2 separate regions of the Homo sapiens genome follow, and region 2 is linked to region 1. A link is a contact called in ENCODE Hi-C or POLR2A ChIA-PET data. All regions are on one chromosome and are shown on one strand. Each heading gives the region's core, a stretch centred on a gene start or an enhancer-like site at or near the end of the contact. The rest is flanking DNA. Distances are from core to core; before and after follow the strand shown. Region 1 overlaps CUX1 (cut like homeobox 1). Region 2 has its middle 84 kb from the start of CUX1.

Region 1 (3,253 bases), core at 481-2,980:
TACTTGAAACTTGATAAAATGTTTGGCTTTATATTAATTTTCTCAATTATAAGTGTGGGAAATGAATTCGTTGATAACCCTTTTCAAGTAAATGAACTGATTAGAACCAGAAGAGCCGAGAGTCATTTTTATTTTAAAATTCTTTTTGCATGAACACATGTAGTGTTGAGGAATATGTGGAAAATTGAAATATTGCTTCTCTCCTACCGTGTCTCCAGTGCCTCGATAAATCACCTTTTTTTTTTCCTTTTAAAATGTCTGGCCTTATAATTTATGTTTGCATAACCCATTACTAAATTCATAGTAGGTGTTTTAGTTGGCAGGCATTATTCCAGGGATTTGGAGGAGTTTAAAAAAAATACAGAGCCTTTGTTAGTATTTATACTAAGTGGACATTTTCCTTTTTTAACAACAACAACAAAAAAGAATTAGATTTTTAAAAAAGAATTCAGAGCTAGCTATTTACCTTTTTCCTAGACAAACACTATTAAGTCCATATTCTCACATTATTCATTGTCTTAATGGAGATTAAGATTTCTTAATGGACTTTATTATAGCTTTTCTTTCTTTTTTTCAAAATTAGAACTGGCCGAAGAAAATGCTTCTACTATTAAGATCAGATGAATTTCTACAGAATTTTCAGTAGGTGTCATGTTGTATAGGAAATAAACATTTCTGTTTTAGTAGGTTTTCGATTTCTTACCTCCCGTTGACCGTTTTGATCATAAAGTGAAGATGAATACATTCATTCATTTACTGCAGTCTTTGGTACTTGAACAGAAATAGCAGTGTTCTTGGTTTGTTCGCATACTTGTGGCTTACCTTTGAGACTTTCTAATTTTTAACCAGACATTTAAAAATAGCCATTCTGTCTTTTAGCCCTAATTTAGAAAAACTTGTAGCGCTTTCCTTTGAAATGATGAAAAAAAAAGTTCTTTCTGTTTTCTATCATCAAAGTTTAAAAAGCGATGTTTGGATATTTTAAAAGCCGGAAAGACCATGTATGGCGTGCTGAGGAAGTTTGCTTTGTTTGATCATTTTCTCTTCCCCTCACCCCCATCAGCTGGCTAATAATGTTTTCCATGTTAAATGTGTATCACAGCCTGTTGAAATCCCTGTGGTTAATCAGAAGAGAAGTTGTTTCTATCCTATGGAACCTTAATACAGTTGTCAGGAGGTTTGTGAACAGAAATTCAGAATTCATCACACTGTAACGATGATCTAAAGGTCAAGTTGTACAGTATAAATTTGAAAATCTCTCTCTGACTTCCTTTCTACCTAAATTAGAGCCTAAAAGTCATGAGAATTTTGTCTTCTTTTTGTTTATTTTAGAGATAGCATAGTCGATGTTTTAAAAAGTTGCCACCTTTTCACTATAATGCGCTCCCATTATCAGAGATGTTTATTCTGGTTGTATCTCTCTGACAACCTTCAATACTTAACAGAATAATTTAGTTTGGATTCAAAGAAGTGCCTCTTCTATTTCTGTGTTTGTTTCTAGAAACTTTGAGGTGGAGGAATTATTGTTCCTTCTTCTTGGCAATGTTCAGGGTTTCACGAATCTGACTTTTAAAAGCCCAGCTCTCAGCCCCGAGCCTCTCATGAGTTAAAGAAAGGGTTTTGCAGCTTTTGGTAGACGAGAAACACATTTTATGGCTCTTCATGAAGTTGCCCGCTCCGTCCACGTCCTGTCCTCTTCCTCCTTCCCAGTTTCTGGGCTCCCTGGCTCTTGTCATGAGGCTTTCAGTTTTGTGTCCCAGAAAGCGCTTCCCCCGGGGACAGTGCCATGCCAAGGCTGGGAGAAGGGAAAAAGGAGGTGTTTATCGCCTTGAAGATGCCTTCCAGCCTTTATTATTAACTCCCTTCCAAAGTAAACTTTCGGGTTTTTTTCAAGTCTGTTCTGGCCAAAGTACAGTTGGGTTTGCCGTGTTCTCTAGGAGTAGAGGTGAAAACAGCATTGCCCGGGGTGAGGAGCAGGAGGAGGAAGGGTCCACGTATAGGAGTGGATGGAGGGGATCTGTGAGACAGCTGCTGGGACAGATCCGACTTGGAGACTGTCAGGCCTCTGAGCCCAAGCTAAGCCATCATATCCCCTGTGACCTGCACGTACACATCCAGATGGCCGGTTCCTGCCTTTACTGATGACATTCCACCACAAAAGAAGTGAAAATGGCCTGTTCCTGCCTTAACTGATGACATTATCTTGTGAAATTCCTTCTCCTGGCTCATCCTGGCTCAAAAGCTCCCCTACTGAGCACCTTGTGACCCCCACTCTGCCCGCCAGAGAACAAACCCCTTTTGACTGTAATTTTCCTTTACCTACCCAAATCCTATAAAACGGCCCCACCCCTTTCTCCCTTCGCTGACTCTCTTTTCAGACTCAGCCCACCTGCACCCAGGTGAAATAAACAGCTTTATTGCTCACACAAAGCCTGTTTGGTGGTCTTTTCACACGGACGTGAGTGAAAGAGACTGCCATTCATGAATGGACAAGGCCTGGCTCCGTCCACGCTTTCCCAGCTCTGTGTCCTGCCATCGGACATGCTGGCACATCTGCTGTGGGTGCCCTGCACTTCTCCGGGCACTCCTGGCCCAGCTGGGGAGGTTGGCATGGTATCCACCATTTTGTTCTAAAGTAGTAAATGAAACTCTTGGGAGGGCAGCACCCAGCAGATGTTTGGAGCTAGAGACAGGGCTCTGGGGATGTGTAGGAACCCGGACCTGGTGTGGCAATGGTGTGGGGCTGTCACGAGGCGTGAGGAGGCTGGGGTGGTGTTGGGGACAGCACACGATGCTGGGGCTCAGGCCAAGTGAAGCTTGGACTTCACTCTGTCTGAGGCTTTGCCAAGTGTCAGAGGGTGCACACTTGGGAGTCACATGGCCAGGCTCACATTTCCAGCCGAAGTTACACTCTACAGCCTGGCAGCAGATGGACGTTTGGGGACAGAGGTGGAGCCGGAACAGCTGAGACACTGTTTTAGAGGACTCTGCGAGAAACACGCTCTTAAAACAAGGAAGCGGTGGTTATGTCTTATTCAACAACGATCTGTTGTGGACCAGCTGTGTGCCAGGCAGTTGCAGGCCCTGAGGCTGCAGCAGTGAGCAGAAGGCCAAGGTCCCTGCCCTCGCGGTGCTTACATTCTAGTGGAGACAGATGTTAAACTACAGGGCAGGAAAACACTGTCAAGGAGATGCAGGTGGAGGATTCTGACTGTGGAACTGGGGCATAGAGACAGTGGGTTTTGAAAGCACT
Region 2 (3,253 bases), core at 515-3,014, 200 kb before region 1:
AGAAGTAAGGTATCCATGGCCAGGTGTGGTGGCTCACACTTGTAATCCCAGCACTTTTGGGAGGCCGAGGTGGGCAGATCACCTGAGGTCAGGAGTTCGAAACCAGCCTGGCCAACATGGTGAATCCCCGTCTCTACTAAAAATGCAAAAATTAGCCCGGCATGCTGGTGGTTGCCTGTAATCCCAGCTACTCAGGAGGCTGAGGCAGGAGAATCGCTTGAACCCGGGAGGCGGAGGTTGCAGTAAGCCGAGATCGCATCACTGCACTCCAGCTTGGGTGACAGAGTGAGACTCTGTCCCAAAATAAATAAACAAGCAAACAAACAAATAAATAAAAGAAGTAAGACACCCACCACACACCCTTCTGTCAGCTTCCTCTGTGACTAGTGTGGATGTTCTCAAAGGCAGCAGAACTCTAGGACCATTCCTTTATTTTTTTCTTTGGAGAGGATCTTACTCTGTTCCCCAAGCTGGACTGCAGTGGCGCAATCCTAGCTCATCGCAGCCTCCAATTCCTGGGTTCAAGCGATCCTCCTGTCTCAACCTCCTAAGTAGCTGAGACTACAGGTGCATGCCACCATGCCTGGCTAATGTTTAAATCTTTCTGTAGAGATGGGGTGGGTAGTCTCGCTATGTTGCCCAGGCTGGTCTTGAACTCTTGGCCTCAAGCCATCCTCCCACCTAGGCCTTCTAAAGTACTAGTATTACAGGCCTGAGCCACAGCTTTTGGCCTAGGACCCTTCCTTAGAGTCCCTGCTGTGAAGCTGGGCTGGGCTGCTGAGGGGCCATGGCAGATGCTGATTACAGGGAACAAGAGCAAAATAGGAAGAGCCTCTGAGCATCCTTCCCTGGCTGTTCCCTATGCTTGTCCTTCTCCTTGCCCCAAACCTACACCTATTCCCCACTCTCTCAAGGAGGTCCAGTTCTGTGCATTTTATTTTTTTTAAGAGGTAAACTGGAGCAGGCTGGGCGCAGTGGCTCACGCCTGTAATCCCAGCACTTTTGGAGGCTGAGGTGGGCAGATCACTTGAGGCCAGGAGTTCGAGACCAGCCTGGCCAATGTGGTGAAACCCCATTTCTACTAAAAATACAAAAATTAGCTGGGCATGGTGGTACACGCCTGTAATTCCAGCTATTCAGGAGGCTGAGACAGGAGAATCGCCTGAACCCAGAAGGTAGAGGTTGCAGTGAGCCAAGATCGTGCCACTGCACTCCAGCCTGGGCAACAGAGCAAGACTCATCTTTAAAAAAAAAAAAAAAAAAAAAAGATGTGAACTGGAGCAAAGTTACAGCCAATGGGTGCTGGTCACATGCCAGCAGGGGTTTTTTCATTTTGCCTCTCTGGGAACCCTCATATTCCCTGTACCCCTGCCCCCTAACAACAGAGTGAGCTCCATGACAGCAGGAAGAAGAGACAGGACTGGGGAATGGATCAAACAGGGTCCTGCTGAATAACTAGCCAGGCAGTGGAAATGCTTCTGAACAGTAAAATTTCAACAGAAACACCAGAGAAAGGAGATGCCGGCCAAGTGGGCAGAGAAAGCTTGGCCCGGAACACAGCTTCCCGTTCCAGCTTCCGCAGGGGGATTAAAGACAGATTCGGCCGCTCACATCCAGCCCTTGTGAGGGGCCCGCCGCTGCCCCAGGCATTAACACACACCTCCTGATTCATTTTGTCCTGACCACAGCCCTTCGGCATGCCCATTTTACCGGTGGTGGCACTGAGTCTCTGAGAAACGTAATGATTGCATAGGGAAGCCAGGCTCTCTGCCGGCCGGGCCGGCGCAGGGCTGTTTTCAAGGGAAACTGAAACCTGAAACCTGACCTCCCTGCCCTGGCTCTCAGCACAGCCTCCTGCCACCCTCCCACTATCCCCACCCTCACCCCCCGCCCCCCGCCACTCCCATCCCCCTTCTCACCCATCTGCCTGCAGGCTGGTGGCTGGCCACTACTGGAAGACTTCCAGGCGCTCTCCCCTCTCCAGTCCCTGAAACATTTTGGAAGAAGGGAGAGGCCGGGAACTTTGGGTCCAACATGAAGGACATTAGTAGGTGTTAGAAAAAATAGTCAAGTGTGAAATAAATTCCTGCAAACCTCCCGGCCTTGCTGGGAACCTTCGCTTCACCATCCGACAAACCCACAGCTAATAAATCAGAGGCGGTGACCAGAGCTGGAATGACCAAAACAGCCTGAGCTGGATCCACACAGAGCCTCAGAGGGGCAGAGAAGGGAGCCCTCTGGCCACCTGCCCTCTCCTGTAGCGCCAGCTCCCTGAGCACTATTTTTTTTTTTTCCAAGACGGAGTCTCACTCTGTCATCCAGGCTGGAGTGCAGTGGTGCAATGTCGGCTCACTGCAACCTCCGCCTCCCGAGTTCAAGCGATTCTCCTGCCTCAGCCTCCCAAGTAGCTAGGATTGCAGGCGCGTGCCACCACATCTGGCTAATTTTAGTATTTTTAGTAGAGACGGAGTTTCACCCATGTTGGCCAGGCTGGTCTTGAACTCCTGACCTGCAGTGATCAGGAGTTCACTGCAGTGATCAGGCCCGCCTCGGCCTCCCAAAGTGCTGGGATTACAGGTGTGAGCCACCTCGCCCAGCCCTCCCCACGCTTTTTGAGTTCTCCCTGCAGACTTAGAATCTTTGGACAGCCTCCAAAATGACTCCCTTACAGCCAGAGCTGGGTCCCAGGTCATGAGAGGTTTTCAGAGCGTCTGAACAGACAGGCCAGCTCAGGGATCTCTGAGAGGGTTTACCTCCCACTCTACCAAGCCTCCTCCTGAGACCGCAACCCCCATACCCTGAATCCTATTCCCAGCTGGCCAGGCCTTGTGCCACCTCTTCTCACCAGGCAGGAATTGAGGCCCACAGAACAGAAGAGATCTGTCCAGAGCTTACTCTGAATCTATGTTCCCTCTCTGGGCCCCAGCATGTTGTGTCTGTACCTGAAGGATATATGTACAACCTGACGTCTCATGTGGGCACGTGAATTGTAGCCGGCTGGCTCAACCAGAATCCAAGCTCTGTAAAGGCAAGGCTTGAGCCTGGCCTAATTTTTGCAGGCTAAAATGCTAGCTCAGACCCCAGCTATAGAAAGAAAGAAGAAAGGAGGGAAGAGAGGAAGAAGAAATGTGAAACAAGGAAGGTTTTGGAACTGGGATTTTATTCTGATGGGGCCACAGTAACAATGAATTGTACAATTCCTTCAGGCGCGGTGGCTCACACCTGTAATGCCAGCACTTTGGGAGGCCGAGAC

The links. A loop is a pair of places that touch in the nucleus more often than their neighbours do. ChIA-PET counts read pairs that join two places held with the same protein, here RNA polymerase II (POLR2A). Pooled maps may share reads with other maps.
Region 2: a pooled map shows a loop between it and region 1 (2.6-fold over the local background). The contact joins two enhancer-like sites. A Hi-C loop is called at or near these places in 3 of 37 single-sample maps with no recorded cell type and 4 of 50 pooled maps. POLR2A ChIA-PET finds 5 or more read pairs at or near these places in 3 of 52 experiments (GM12878, PC-9 and WTC11).

The regions. Positions count from the first base shown.
Region 1 is chr7:101,932,969-101,936,221 of GRCh38, forward strand. All of the region lies in intron 2 of CUX1 (cut like homeobox 1), which reads left to right. Among named protein-coding and RNA genes, the nearest start is that of CUX1, 120 kb to the left of the region's middle. RefSeq lists enhancers at 1,869-2,440, 2,441-3,012, 2,958-3,097, 3,013-3,253. Within about 2 kb of position 1,731, at least 14 of the 41 ENCODE cell types and tissues checked have a DNase peak (open chromatin) inside an H3K27ac peak, as active enhancers do.
Region 2 is chr7:101,732,212-101,735,464 of GRCh38, forward strand. No RefSeq gene overlaps it. Among named protein-coding and RNA genes, the nearest start is that of CUX1, 84 kb to the right of the region's middle. RefSeq lists an enhancer at 1,131-2,029. Within about 2 kb of position 1,765, at least 15 of the 41 ENCODE cell types and tissues checked have a DNase peak (open chromatin) inside an H3K27ac peak, as active enhancers do.